Linked DNA regions of Homo sapiens: region 2 is linked to region 1. Evidence: chromatin loops called from intact Hi-C (ENCODE). Cell type or tissue: Calu3. All regions are shown on one strand.

Region 1 (8,000 bases):
CAAAGTCCTTTTCCCATTTTTTAACCTGTTTTTTTTTCTGTTGTTAATTTAAGGAGTTAATATATTCTGGATATTAATTCCTTATTAGATGGATGATTTGTAAATATTTTCTCCTATTCTTTGGGTTGACTTTTCACTCCATTGATAGTGTCCTTTGATGCTCAAAAGTTTCTTATTTTAATAAAATCCAACTAATTTTTTCTTTTATTGCCTGTGACTTTAGTGTCATATCCAATAAATAATTGCCAAACCCAATATCATAAATATTTCTCTATTTTTTTTCTAAGAATTTCATAGTTTTAGCTGTTATGTTTAGTCTCTGATCCATTTCGAGTTAATTTTTATATATATAGTGTAAGGTAAAAGTCCATGTTTATTATTTTTCATGTAGATACCCAATTTTTTCAACACTTTTGTTAATAAAACTGACCTTTTCCCATCGGATGGTCTTAACACCCTACTTAATGGCTGTATTCGTCTGTTCTCATGCTGCTGATAAAGACATACCAGAGACTGGGCAATTTACAAAAGAAAGAGGTTTAATGGACTTACAGTTCCACATGGCTGGGGAGGCCACACAATCATGGTGAAAGGCAAGGAGAAGCAAGTCATGTCTTACATGGATGGTGGCAGGCTAAGAGAGAGCTTGTGCAGGGAAACTCCCATATTTAAAACCATCCAATCTTGTGAGACTCATTCACTATCATGAGAACAGCACAGGAAAGACCCACCCCTATAATTCAATCACCTCCCACCAGGTTCCTCCCATGACACGTGGGAATTGTGGAAGTTACAATTCAAGATGAGATTTGGGTGGAGACACAGCCAAACCATATCAATGTGGCATTTTAATTAAGTCACTTTATAATTAATTCCACTCTATAAAGAGTTTGCAGTTTATTGCATGGAATGATAAATTCATTTCTTCTTTTGGGTGGATGCAAGCAGTATACCTCTGTGAACAAAGCAGAAAATCACTATACTTGCCGTTTCATGCCCTCACTTCTATAATGGTTTGACTCTAAAATGTGCAGCAAACTTCTTTATATATATTCAAAAGAATGATTTACCCACTGTCTGATTTAATGCTTTTTAAAGCCTAAAAGCCTGTCAAACAGACTGAAGAATCATTTTCCATCCCTTTATGCTCCTGTGCCTCACTGTGGGCGACATTACATTACCCTACATTGTGCCTAGGTGTGCTCTTCCACCAATAGCAAGCCTACTGTCCTACTGAACAACTGCAAAAGTGAAGGATTTACAACAGGAAGCTTCCCCAAATGCTCATGTTTACTTTAAACCAACAATCATTAAGGAAAGAATCTGGTGGAAGGAAGACACAAGGTGACTTGCAAAGTCATTAATAAGAGGTCATAAATAGGTATAATCGAAGGTTTGGGCTTCTCTTAAAAAAAAAAAGAGAGACTTAAGAATTAAGTTATAATAATATCCCATTTAATGCCTGAATTTAAATGAAAAAGGGATCTACTGCAGGCCAGGTGTAGTTGCTCACACCTGTGATCCCAGCACTTTGGGAGGCCAAAGCAGGTGGATCACTTGAGCACAGGAGTTCGAGACCAGCCTGGGCAACATAGTGAGAACCTGTCTCTACAAAAATTAATGGGGCATGGTGCCATGAGCCTGTAGTCTCAGCTACTCAGGAGACTGAGGTGGGAGGATCGCTTGAGCCCGGGAGGCAGAGGTTGCTATGAGCCAAAATCATGCCACTGCACTCCAGCCTGGGTGACAGAGTGAGACTCTGTCTCAAGATTTAAAATAAATAAATAAATAGTAAAAACTACTGCAATAGGTTTCTGTAGATGTTATAAATTATAAATATATTAAAAACTGTGGTATTATTATCACAAGTTATCTCAATTATTTCATAGATACCATTCTTCAAGAACTCTATATACGAAACTATGATTTCAAAAATGTTTAACAATAGGAGCTTAAAATTAGATAAATTATTTTAAAAACTAAGGTTAGTACTAGTATAAATACCTGAAACCCTCAGGGAACCACACATCTCGATGAACTGGAAGGCACCACCAAGAGTTTTATGGTCACTCTGTCTTTCACTACTACCCTATTAATATGACAAGTATATTTGTGAACCTAGAAATGGACTTAAGTCTATTATTTGGAAAAAACTTTGTGTTTCTGATTTGTCTAGTTTAATTACAACTACAAATATTAATCAACTTCATCACTGGGTGGCATTGTAAGTACCCATATATGTTGGAGACTTCATTGAAAAAAAAGAGAGAGAGAGAGAGAAAGATCTGCTTTTAGAAAGTGTACCGACTTGGCCAGGCACGGTGGCTCATGCCTATAATCTCAGCACTTTGGGAGGCCAAGGCGGGAGGATTGCATAAGCCCAGGAGTTTGACCCATAGTGAGAAACATAGTGAGACCCTGTCTCTACAAAAAATATTTTTTTTTTAATTAGCCGGGCATGGTGGCATGCACCTGTAGTCCCAGCTACTTAGGGAGCTGAGGTGGGAGGATGACCTGAGCCAGAGAGGTCAAGGCTGCAGTGAGCTGTGATCATGCCACTGCACTCCAGTCTGGATGACAGAGCAAGACCCTGTACCCTCACCCAAAAAAATGTTTATCAGGTGATATCAACATGGACAAGCCTAGACTTACAAAAAACATTAGCCAATCCTAGAATTTTTTTCTAATAGTTAAATGATTATGATAACTCAAGAGCAGGATCATAGGAATATTGCATAAAAATAATAATTTAATTAAATTTAATTTAAACATAGGTGTTTACCTGAAACAGATGTGCCAATGGAGAGCTGAGTACATTTAGCATAAGTAGAAAGTATAATACCTAGCCTATATTACTTACAGAATTTGGAAGATAGCTCCAACGTGGGAGCCACTCTGAGACAAAGCTAGAACCCCCAAATGGCCACGAGGAGCTTATGACGCAGACTTTCAGCAGTAGCCAGAGGACCCTCTTTTCTGAGGCATAAAACATGGTACTGACTGAAGAGCTAAGGCTAGTGAAGGCAGTCGCTGTGTCCTAAAAGATGTTGTCTACAAAGTGTCCTCTAGTGGTCAAAGGCTATCACTGCATGTTAAAAATAGCAACCTTTCTCTTGTAAGACCATGAATCAGCTCTCACCGGTACTGGGTAGTTAATCTGGTGATTATTATTTTTCAAGTATATAAATGGTTTCCCACTTATCTTGATATCAGGAGACAAAGAAAACAAGGTCATTAAAAGTGTCCTGATTTAGTGGCCAAAAAAGGCGGTAGAGCCTAGCAATTAAAAGCGTGATTAGGAGTTAGGCAGCCTATGTAAATAAAACCTTGCTGTACTTCTTACTCGCTTCGTGACCGAAAAAATGAATTAAACTTTTTGCTTGTCAGTTAACACATCTGTAAAGTGGAGATAACTTTATTACCTCATAGGATAAGCTTCATAATAATCCTATAAGGTAATAAATATTAATCAAATCTGGAGCCACCTTAACTCAGAATCTTTTTTTATGTTATAATAAATTATCCTCACTTTTAAAGCTGCTTTCCATGTGTGTTTTCTACTATTATTTTCAGCCATTGCCATCCTACAAATACACTGACTATTATAAATAAATATTTTAGATTAGAATGTGCAGTCTTACTACAGGCTAGAGTTTAGTGTACTAAGGATTATTCTATTATATAGATTATCTAAGCCACTAACTAGGTAGATGAGAAAACCAAGGCCCTTAGAGTTTCGATGTCCTATCCCAGGTCACACAGTTAATAGAGTTGGGATTGTCTGAAACTCAGTAGGCCTAACTCCCAGTCCAATGCTCATTTATCATATGATTTATTTCACTTTTCTTCCCAATCCATAAAAGTCACCACAGATCACACTCCAGTGCAGAGGGAACCAAGAAACCAACTGCTTCTTCAACATAGTTTCCAGACATGGCAACAATTAACCACTTTTTGTAGGCAGTTAATGGATTAACACAACCGCTAAGATTATAATGAAAAGATACTGGAAGAACCACTGTGAAAGCAAAACATCGGCGAGTTCACATCTTACTGAAACATCAGTAATTAGACATTGATATGTGAAAAAATGTAGGCAAATGATGAAACCGGGTTAATGTACTTACTCCATAGCCAACCCATCAGACTACCTTCACCCACTTCCTGCTTTCAGTCCAGCCCTGATAAGAGTTATTTGGCTGTCATTCTGCCTTCCCTCCAGTTTACCTCCTGCCATCTCTTCTTAAATCTGTAGATATGTAATTTAATGGCATCACTATTGGCCCAATGGCTTAGACCCAAAACCTGTAGTCTCTTTAGATGTCTTTCATATTCCATACCCAAACCATTAGCAAATTCTGAATTTACCTTCAAAATACATTCCAAATCCCATCACTTCTCACCAACTACACAGCTACTACTTTGATCCTTTTCTTCATAAACCTTCACTTTGCTAACTACTACAACTGCCTCATAACAAATACTTTGCTTCCACTCGTCTGTTATAGCCCAAAAAATGCTACATTTAATTATTTCTGTGTTTAAAGCCTCCAGTGGCTTTTTATCACATTCAAAATAAAATCCAAACCTGTTACCTTAGTTTACAAGCCCATCTTAATATGATCCTTGGCTCTACTTTCCAACTGCATGTCCTGTTCATCCCACTCTACACTGCCCTCCTTGCTGCTACTTGAAAAAGCCATGCTTTTTCCCAATTTAGGGGTTTTTGTCTATGCAGTTTCCTCTGCTGAACAGATTTCTCCTCCCAGTATTCCAATAAGTGGCTCTATCGCTTCAGTCAGGTCTCTGCTCAACTGTCTGTCACCTGTCAAAGAAGCAGTCTCTATTTCATCTACATTAGAACACCTATCATTCTATCCCTTCATCCTGCATATTTTTTCTTAAAGCATTTATTATTACCTTACATTATATTACACATTTGTTAACTTTTTATTATTTGTATCTTGCACTAGAAGATAAGCTTTGTGGTGGCACAAACTTGTTTTGTTTACTGATGTTTCCCCAGCTCCTAAAACAGTGCAGAGCACACATTAAGTACTCATAAGTTATAGTCAGAGAAATGAATTAATGCCTCCATATTTCACCTCTTAACTTCTGAGCATTGCCCACTGTTTTCCAGTTTGAAAACATAATCCATGCACTAATTAACTATTCTTAGATGCCGCATCACAATTTGTGGTTCTCCCTCTTTCACTTCAAGTACTGAAAGATACAGATCAATTGCTGGATGTTAAAGTGATCTAATGGTAGAAACTGTCTCTCAGCTATTTATAACCAGGCTACAATGCCTGAAATTCTATAGCAAGCCTCTATAAAATTTCTTCAGCTCTCACAGCTTGCTGTCACCACATTTAAAATTGCTTTATGGGATTGAAAGGTGGAGGCAATTTGTGGTCCTAAGTAAAACTACTTGCTTTCAGTTAGTTTGGCTGTGAAGCAAGAAGATGGTGAGTATCCAGGATGTCAGCTGTGATCAGCTTGTCTTACTATCTTCTGTTAAATATGGCACACAGGGCCGGGCGTGGTGGCTCACGCCTGTAATCCCAGCACTTTGGGAGGCCGAGGCGGGTGGATCATGAGGTCAGAAGATCGAGACCATCCTGGCTAACACGGTGAAACCCCATCTCTACTAGAAATACAAAAAATTAGCCTGGCATGGTGGCAGGCACCTGTAGTCCCAGCTACTCAGGAGGCTGAGGCAGGAGAATGGCATGAACCCGGGAGGCAGAGCTTGCAGTGAGCCGAGATCACGCCACTGCACTCCAGCCTGGGGGACAGAGCAAGATTCCGTCTCAAAAAAGAAAAAAAAAATGGCACACAGAAAATACTGAAGAAATGATTCTGTTGCAGGCCCAAGCCTCAGAACCATCTAATAAGGTGACATGAGTGTCTTACTGTAATTTAAGGTTGAATTAGGGCCTTTGGGCATCACAATACAGTCTAATTCAACCATCACAAGCATGTCTTTAGAAGGGAATATCCTTGCAGGTCTACAGAAAACAACTCACATTCTGCCCCACTGGGTTCCATAATGTAGGATATCACCTGCCACACTCATGACTCCGTTCATGTTTTCTTCCAGGAGTCATTGCCTCAACAGAACATTTCCTGGCTGCAAGCACATCCAATACAAGGCATAAAATAGCCAGTCCTGTATAAAACATATGAAATGGTAGTTCTTTTAAATACTACATTTTGAAGTCTGGAGTCAAGAAAAATGGGTCCTATATTCCCATCTTTTTGGAAACTATCGAGAATTGTTATTTTATACAGAAAAGGTAACTGACAATTACTGAGCCCTTACTGTGTGCCAGACACTTTATGAAGCCAGTGACTTCATTTGTTTTAATTCTTACAACATTGATCCTGTAAAATAGGTATCATCACTGCCATTTTGCAACTAGAAAACAGATTTAGTGATCTCAAGAGGCCTGCCCTCCTAACCTCCTAATCTCCCAGTCTTCTCCAATCAGTTAATGTCACCACCAGCCTTTCAAATGCTCAAGCTATAAATCTAAGTGTCATCCTTAACACTTAGACACGTCTTCATCTTCACTGCTCCTACCAGTTCAAATAACTATCATTATTACCTGGGCTACTGCAATAGCCTCCTAATTCATCTCTCTGCTTTTATACTTGCCCACTCCATTCTCTAAGCCCAGCAGCCAGAATGATTTTTGTAAAACATAAACCATAAAACAAACTGACTTAAACACTTCCATGATTCCCCACCATACTTACAATATAATTCAAACTATTTTACCCTGCATACGAAACTCTGGATGATCTGCTAAGAACCCTAACTTCATGCTCTTATCTTTCCTCTCTCCAATAATCAGAACTTATTTCTGTTCCTGGAACACACTAAGCTTGTTCCTACTTTAAGGCTCCTGCTCTGGAACTATCTTCACACAGATCTTCACAAAGAAGTTTGTGGTCATTCAGTTCTCAGCTGCTATGTCACCTCCTTAGATGGATCTTTTCTCTTGACAACCTAAAGCAGCCCCCCATCATCACACCCTGTAGTATCACCCAGTTTTATTTCTCCATAGTACTAACTGCTGTCTGCTAATTTCTCTTTTTTAAGAGAAAAAAAGTTTTTTTATTTCTTTCTTTCCGTCTCCTCCCACAAAAATGCATGCTATAAGATACCTTGCCTGTCACATATAGCACTGTGATTCCAGCACTTAAAACAGTGTCTGGGACATTATAAGTAATTGATAAATGCCTAAGTATACACTGTTAATTCCCAGATCAAGGTTAAAATTCAGGTATCCATCCACAAATTTTTTCTACTATATTTTGACTTCTCCATGACTTTATCTTAGAATATTATACATTGTAAAATTTACTATTCACTTTACATATACTGATCTCTATTCACTTTACATATACTGATCTCTATTCACTTTACATACACTGAACTCTATCTCCTTTAAATTATAATTATCTTTATCCTTCAAGGCCTGTTTTACTTTCACTATGGCACTTTTCTTCATACCCCAATCAAGTTTAATCACTCCTTTCTCAATATTAGTATAAAATCTTTATTATATTTTATTTTTGAAACTTAGATTACCTTGGGTTTTTAAATCTACCTCTCCAGCTAGACTATAAGTTCTTTGAAGATAAAGATCATGTCAACTCTTTTTCATTTTTCCCAATGCCCATCAGACATAGAAGGCATTGAGCATAGAATTTAGTCAATAAATTCTTGCTGAATTAAGTTATTTTTTTCTCTATGCAAAGATTTTGTTGATTTTCAGAGATATAAGTCTCTCACAATACAATAAAAATCACTCAAGGAGACAAAACAACCTGTTTATTGACAATAAAGATAATTCCAGGGAATTTATTGGAATGACTAAGGTTCAAGGCAGTATTCCACACATTCTAGAATGAATTCCATGAAGAGTAAATTGCATCTCACTGACTCAGAACCTATAAATATTTTTCAAGTAATATTGACACAGGATGTT
Region 2 (8,000 bases), 270 kb before region 1:
AGTAAAGCTCTCCTCAGCAAATGTAAAAGAACAGAGATGATAACAAACTATCTCTCAGACCACAGTGCAATCAAACTAGAACTCAGGATTAAGAATCTCACTCAAAACCACTCAACTACATGGAAACTGAACAACCTGCTCCTGAATGACTACTGGATACATAACGAAATGAAGGCAGAAATGAAGATGTTCTTTGAAACCAACGAGAACAAAGACACAACATACCAGAATCTCTGGGACGCATTCAAAGCAGTGTGTAGAGGGAAATTTATAGCACTAAATGCCCACAAGAGAAAGCAGGAAAGATCCAAAATTGACACCCTAATATCACAATTAAAAGAACTAGAAAAGCAAGAGCAAACACATTCAAAAGCTAGCAGAAAGCAAGAAATAACTAAAATCAGAGCAGAACTGAAGGAAATAGAGACACAAAAAACCCTTCAAAAAATTAATGAATCCAGGAGCTGGTTTTTTGAAAGGATCAACAAAATTGATAGACTGCTAGCAAGACTAATAAAGAAAAAAAGAGAGAAGAATCAAATAGACACAATAAAAAATGATAAAGGGGTATCACCACCAATCCCACAGAAATACAAACTATCATCAGAGAATACTACAAACACCTCTATGCAAATAAACTAGAAAATCTAGAAGAAATGGATAAATTCCTCGACACATACACTCTCCCAAGACTAAACCAGGAAGAAGTTGAATCTCTGAATAGACCAATAACAGGAGCTGAAAATTGTGGCAATAATCAATAGTTTACCAACCAAAAAGAGTCCAGGACCAGATGGATTCACAGCCGAATTCTACCAGAGGTACAAGGAGGAACTGGTACCATTCCTTCTGAAACTATTCCAATCAATAGAAAAAGAGGGAGTCCTCCCTAACTCATTTTATGAGGCCAGCATCATTCTGATACCAAAGCCGGGCAGAGACACAACCAAAAAAGAGAATTTTAGACCAATATCCTTGACGAACATTGTTGCAAAAATCCTCAATAAAATACTGGCAAAACGAATCCAGCAGCACATCAAAAAGCTTATCCACCATGATCAAGTGGGCTTCATCCCTGGGATGCAAGGCTGGTTTAATATACGCAAATCAATAAATGTAATCCAGCATATAAACAGAGCCAAAGACAAAAACCACATGATTATCTCAATAGATGCAGAAAAAGACTTTGACAAAATTCAACAACCCTTCATGATAAAAACTCTCAATAAATTAGGTATTGATGGGATGTATTTCAAAATAATAAGAGCTATCTATGACAAACCCACAGCCAATATCATACTGAATGGGCAAAAACTGGAAGCATTCCCTTTGAAAACTGGCACAAGACAGGGATGCCCTCTCTCACCACTCCTATTCAACATAGTGTTGGAAGTTCTGGCCAGGGCAATTAGGCAGGAGAAGGAAATAAAGTGTATTCAATTAGGAAAAGAGGAAGTCAAATTGTCCCTGTTTGCAGACGACATGACTGTATATCTAGAAAACCCCATTGTCTCAGCCCAAAATCTCCTTAAGTTGATAAGCAACTTCAGCAAAGTCTCAGGATACAAAATCAATGTACAAAAATCACAAGCATTCTTATACACCAACAACAGACAAACAGAGAGCCAAATCATGAGTGAACTCCCATTCACAATTGCTTCAAAGAAAATAAAATACCTAGGAATCCACCTTACAAGGGATGTGAAGGACCTCTTCAAGGAGAACTACAAACCACTGCTCGAGGAAATAAAAAAGGATACAAACAAATGGAAGAACATTCCATGCTCATGGGTAGGAAGAATCAATATCATGAAAATGGCCATACTGCCCAAGGTAATTTACAGATTCAATGCCATCCCCATCAAGCTACCAATGACTTTCTTCACAGAATTGGAAAAAACTACTTTAAAGTTCATATGGAACCAAAAAAGAGCCCGCATCGCCAAGGCAATCCTAAGCCAAAAGAACAAAGCTGGAGGCATCACACTACCTGACTTCAAACTATACTACAAGCCTACAGTAACCAAAACAGCATGGTACTGGTACCAAAACAGAGATATAGATCAATGGAACAGAACAGAGCCCTCAGAAATAACGCCGCATATCTACAACTATCTGATCTTTGACGAACCTGAGAAAAACAAGCAATGGGGAAAGGATTCCCTATTTAATAAATGGTGCTGGGAAAACTGGCTAGCCATATGTAGAAAGCTGAAACTGGATCCCTTCCTTACACCTTATACAAAAATCAATTCAAGATGGATTAAAGACTTAAACATTAGACCTAAAACCATAAAAACCCTAGAAGAAAACCTAGGCAGTACCATTCAGGACATAGGCATGGGCAAGGACTTCATGTCCAAAACACCAAAAGCAATGGCAACAAAAGACAAAATTGACAAATGGGATCTAATTAGACTAAAGAGCTTCTGCACAGCAAAAGAAACTACCATCAGAGTGAACAGGCAACCTACAAAATGGGAGAAAATTTTCGCAACCTACTCATCTGACAAAGGGCTAATATCCAGAATCTACAATGAACTCAAACAAATTTACAAGAAAAAAACAAACAACCCCATCAAAAAGTGGGCGAAGGACATGAACAGACACTTCTCAAATGAAGACATTTACGCAGCCAAAAAACACATGAAAAAATGCTCATCATCACTGGCCATCAGAGAAATGCAAATCAAAACCACAATGAGATACCATCTCACACCAGTTAGAATGGCAATCATTAAAAAGTCAGGAAACAACAGGTGCTGGAGAGGATGTGGAGAAATAGGAACACTTTTACACTGTTGGTGGGACTGTAAACTAGTTCAACCATTGTGGAAGTCAGTGTGGCGATTCCTCAGGGATCTAGAACTAGAAATACCATTTGACCCAGCCATCCCATTACTGGGTATATACCCAAAGGACTATAAATCATGCTGCTATAAAGACACATGCACACGTATGTTTATTGCGGCATTATTCACAATAGCAAAGACTTGGAACCAACCCAAATGTCCAACAATGATAAACTGGATTAAGAAAATGTGGCACATATACACCATGGAATACTATGCAGCCATAAAAAAGGATGAGTTCATGTCCTTTGTAGGGACATGGATGAAATTGGAAATCATCATTCTCAGTAAACTATTGCAAGAACAAAAAACCAAACACCGCATATTCTCACTCATAGGTGGGAATTGAACAATGAGATCACATGGACACAGGAAGGGGAATATCACACTCTGGGGACTGTGGTGGGGTGGGGGGAGGGGGGAGGGATAGCATTGGGAGATATACCTAATGCTAGATGACGAGTTAGTGGGTGCAGCGCACCAGCATGGCACATGTATACATATGTAACTAACCTGCACAATGTGCACATGTACCCTAAAACTTAAAGTATAATAAAAAAAAAAAAAGAAAAGTGGTTACCTTTAGGGAAATATTTACAGAGAGGGCAGTATATTGGTAAATGTTTATCAACCAGCTCTCCAGAAAAGAAAGAAAAGAAAAGAAAGAAAAGCCCTGAATTTACAGCATTTGTTAGTTTCTATGGCATAAATACTCCGAGCATGGTAGATTTCAAGGTACCAATCTCATGTTACTGAACACAAAGTTGGGAAGAACTTTGTGTACAAAACTTTTGTGTATATGTGTACAATCTGCTTAGCAAGTCTGTGTGAGCCAAATACACCCCACCACTGAGAGGTGGCATGAAGGAGCATTCTGGTGTGCTAGAAATATTCTGTATCTTCTTTTTTTTTTTTTTGGAGATGGGGGTCTCACTTTATTATTCAGGCTGGTCTCAAACTCCTGGGGTCAAGAGACCCTACTGTCTCAGCTTCCCAAGTAGCTGAGCTTACAGGCATGAGCCACTGTGCCCAACTCTGATCTTAGTCCTTACACAGATGTACATATATTAAAAGAGCTATACTTTAAGAATTATCGACTATATTGTATGTATGTTATACTTCTATACAAAGCAAAAATGTTAAATATTTCTGAGAACTAGAAAGAAAAAAAAGTTACAACTGTTGTGTCTGAGAGGAAGATCCAGATGGGTACCAGAGAAGCAATGGCTGGGTGCTGGGCACTCAGACCTTTTTGTTCATACAATAGATATGCAGCAAAAGAGAGACATACTATTAGTAGCTTTGACATAAATAGAAAAGAGATGGTGACTCTTTTACCTGGATCATTGTCAATTATTTTAACATTAGACTTGATTCAGTCTTATCACCAATGGTTGATACATCATATAAAAGAGTGTCGTTTCTGAAAAGCCCCAGATCCACTGTCTTAACTATCTATGGCCCTGTCACCTTAGAGATGATTATTCCACTGGGTGGCTCCAGAAGAACATTTTAAGCACTGTAGCACCTGAATACAATGATCAGACATAGAAAAGCACCAACGTAAACAGTTACTTTTATTTTGAGTAAAAATACACATTCATATCATTTTCCCTTATATCCCTCAAATCTTAAATGTGTTCAATATGTCTAGAAGATATCTGTGGTCTAGCTAGCCGAGACATTTTAAAAAGACAGCTGCTCCTGACTTATATAGCACTTACATATTTAAATTTACAAAGCCAAAGCAACATTTTAAAGGGGTTTGACTGACGATAGGTTGATGCATCCACAGATTCATTTGTTCCCGATCTGGCAATACAGGACCATAGAAAACACCAAACCCAGTATCTAGAGAACAAAATAACAGGATTAACATGGAATTTAAGGGAAAACACTGGACACATTATAAATAAACAGAAAGAACATTATATATGAAAAGATTTTGTATATTGACAGTTCCAATCTTATCTAACTCATCTCTCTTGGGAAATTAGAGGTTCCAATGGGACAAAAGAGCACTGCAAAAGCTCTCTTGAGTTTTTTTTGTGTTTTAATCAGCTTTTTTAGCTGGCCAATCAGCCTCTATCTAACTGGCCCCATATAAACTGCACAGTAGCAGCTGCCACCAGAGGACCTACTCCCTTTTCTGGAACACACACATTCTTCTGCAGAGCGTCTCCTCTGGAGCACTGGGGATCTCAGGTCCCTGGGGGCTAAATATACGTAATGCTTCCATAAAAAGGTTATGATCATCTGGTTTAAATCATCTGCATAAAAATCAAGAAGTCTAGAATTTCTCTTGCTGTAGTTTTAGGCATTTCCAAGAGGAATAAAAAATGAAGTAACTCTTTTTTTAAAAAAGCTTCTAAACTATGGGGAACAGCTTAATTCAGGAATTTCTTTTGAAGTGAAAAAGCACAGCTGAAAATCTGGGGCATAATTTCCATCTCAAGTAGCTCTCCCAAGAATGAGGGACCCCAAAATTTGCTCTAATTGGCTCTACAGTTGGTGACTTGCATGCTGTATCTTTGACGTAGAAATGATAGACAGGACCTGTGTGCATTACCAATAGAAAGTTTCCTCCCCCACCAGCCCCTTTTGAAGGGAGGATGGAGGAAGGCAAAGTGACATTTATGCTGAGTCAACTTAAATGCTTCTACTGTGTTGAGACTTTCTGCTTACTAACACTTTCCTGGAAATGTAATTCAAATGAGAACTGCTAACCAATCTTTCTTCCTTCTTAAAAAGGTTGACACCAATTCTCTGCAAAAGTAATAATTTCCATTCAAAATGTGCTACAATTGAAGACTGAAATTTAGTCTTTTTGTCTTGATCCTGAGCCTTAAGTCTGTGGGACAAGTATCAAGAAAGAATTTTTTTAATGGGGAAAAAATAATGGGATAAGACAACTATCATCTTTCACTGCTACATCCTTGAAATAGAAGCCGTCAATTTATCAGCAGACTAGATAGTTAATATCACACTTTCTTGTATTTCATTGTCCCTGAAAAGAACATTTATGATTGTTCAAAAAAAAGCACATAATTAAAAGAGATTTGTCATTTTATAATGTACGCCAAGACTCATGATAAATTTGCTAAGAGGTATGCAGCAGTCTAAAAAAATGTAAAATTATCATTTTTCTTTTAACTGCTTTATTTCTAGGACCTCCTGTTGGGATAACTTTTATCCTACAAAGTGATGGCTCTCAGTGTGTAGCACTTTTTTTTTTTTAATTAAAGCAAGGAAAGTGCTGATCATCTTTTGTGCTTGTAAGTTGTTATAGTCAAATGAGGAGAGTATGATAGTCTGGCTGTTTTAAGCTAGAGTAATGAGAATTCCAAAAATGTCTATAGATAAATTTTTCTTGCAGAATAAGGTATTCTGCACAATCTTTAGCATCCAATGTGAGAAGAATCCCTTAGGTATATAGTCTTAACATAGCTTTGAAAACAAATATTGGCCCACCTCACTAAAACCTATGCCTAAACATACTAACATAAGGTCTAAATATGGGGCGGTCTTTTTTTATATGATATTTTTCTGTGGAGATAATCTGAACATATTTTCTGCAGGAAGACATTTGCTTCTGTTTTCTTAAAAGTATTTTTTAGAGGAGATTTTCTGTTTCTGTATCTTTGTGTTTTTTTGAATTTGAACTTTGGAAACAAAGAAGGGAGATAGGCCTAAGTCATAGGGCAATAGGAAACTTGTACTAATGACTGTAAGATGAGCTATAAAATGCTTTGTTTTTGGATACATAATTTATAGACTGGGTGTCAGAAGACTTTTCCAATCTACTTTTTGAATAAAGGAAGATGGAATATAAAATGATTTGTTTCCCTTAAAAAGAGGGAGGGCAGGTTATAGACTGAGGAACTGAACAATTTTAAAAAGTTCAAACAATTATTTGAACCAACTATTTACCATATCTGCAGAGAGTCTAGAAATCACAATTAATTTGACTTCTCGAATTCAAAAACGGTTCTGTTTTATGATAGTAACGCAAAAACTTCATACCTATAAATTACTGTATAGAATGTTTGTATTAAGCTATTTTTCTCTGAATATGTCTTTAGAAGAACAAATAAAATATTTAAACATGTAATTAATACATGGAATATAACAATTTCATAAAATACTGAAATACATTAATCTTTTTGTAATCTTATTTTCCACTAGATGTATTTAAATTCTTGAAAATGCCTTTGACTATGACACAAAGGATTTCATCAACCTCCCCAATCAAGTATGTCCTTACTTTTTCTGGTTTTGCTAACTGAGGAGCATCTGTGATTTGAGCTAGTGATAGTCAATTGTCAGAACTTGAGTCTAACATGAAATATAACTCTTATATTAAATATCTCATTTAAAGCATGCTCTCTCATTCACTTAAATCATTCATGTAAAATCACTCTTGATTCATTTAAATCATTCATTTCTTACTCATCTTCATGGCCATTAGTCCTTATTTCTAAATTAGCATAAACCCAGAATACAAAGCAGAGAAATAAAATACATCTTACAAAATGCAGAATCAAGAGAAATAGACCTAATCCATAGCACCATTTGACTCTGAACATATATCAGACCTAAAGAAAGACAGCCATAACCTACCAACAAAGAATGCTTCATATTTATACCTATTCATCTGGACTACAAGAAAGTAATAACCCACAGTTTAATTTGCTGCTAATAGTCCCTAACCTTTCTCTAATAGCTGCCTGGGAAATTCCACCAGCAAACTAAATAACCACTTAGGACACTAAATTGCTTCATTCCCAGTTAAAATTTCTTTCTGGCAGTGATGTGGCACGAGTAAGAGGTAGAAAATTACCAGAAAGCCCAAGGAGTACCTTGCACAGCATTCCATGAGTGTGAAGCACAAGGCACTCAGCTGAGCTAACCAGCTCTCACAGGCATTAACCAGGGAGACACTTCACATTCTTGCTAATGCCCTGGAATAGGATTGTGAGTGAATTTGATCTACTTGATATTAAAATTACCCAAGATCTGGGATGATTCCAAAATGCTTCTCTGAAGCAGTTTTAATTCATTTTCTTGGCAAAGATTTTTAGGCCATGTGAAAAGTATCTTTCAGGTTTTTTTTTTTTTTAAAAAAAAAACATGCCAAGAAAGTTCATC

Evidence for each region. Hi-C counts contacts between places; a loop is a spot of excess contacts. Peaks named below come from ENCODE experiments on the same cell type or tissue, not always from the same donor. Only the 100,000 strongest peaks of a DNase experiment are listed, where the experiment ranks them.
Region 2: it touches region 1 in a loop (12-fold over the local background); 5 of 110 quality-filtered maps call a loop at or near these places.

The regions. Positions count from the first base shown.
Region 1 is chr12:71,389,669-71,397,668 of GRCh38, forward strand. No RefSeq gene overlaps it. Among named protein-coding and RNA genes, the nearest start is that of LGR5, 46 kb to the right of the region's middle. RefSeq lists a silencer at 2,881-3,175. In Calu3, a CTCF peak has its summit at 3,073 (motif pointing left); a DNase peak (open chromatin) is centred at 3,063.
Region 2 is chr12:71,120,685-71,128,684 of GRCh38, forward strand. It overlaps TSPAN8 (tetraspanin 8), which reads right to left. Exons shown (of 9, transcript NM_004616.3): 9 at 4,412-4,703. The coding sequence ends at 4,650. Among named protein-coding and RNA genes, the nearest start is that of TSPAN8, 33 kb to the right of the region's middle. In Calu3, no CTCF peak of the experiment used is centred here; no DNase peak of the experiment used is centred here.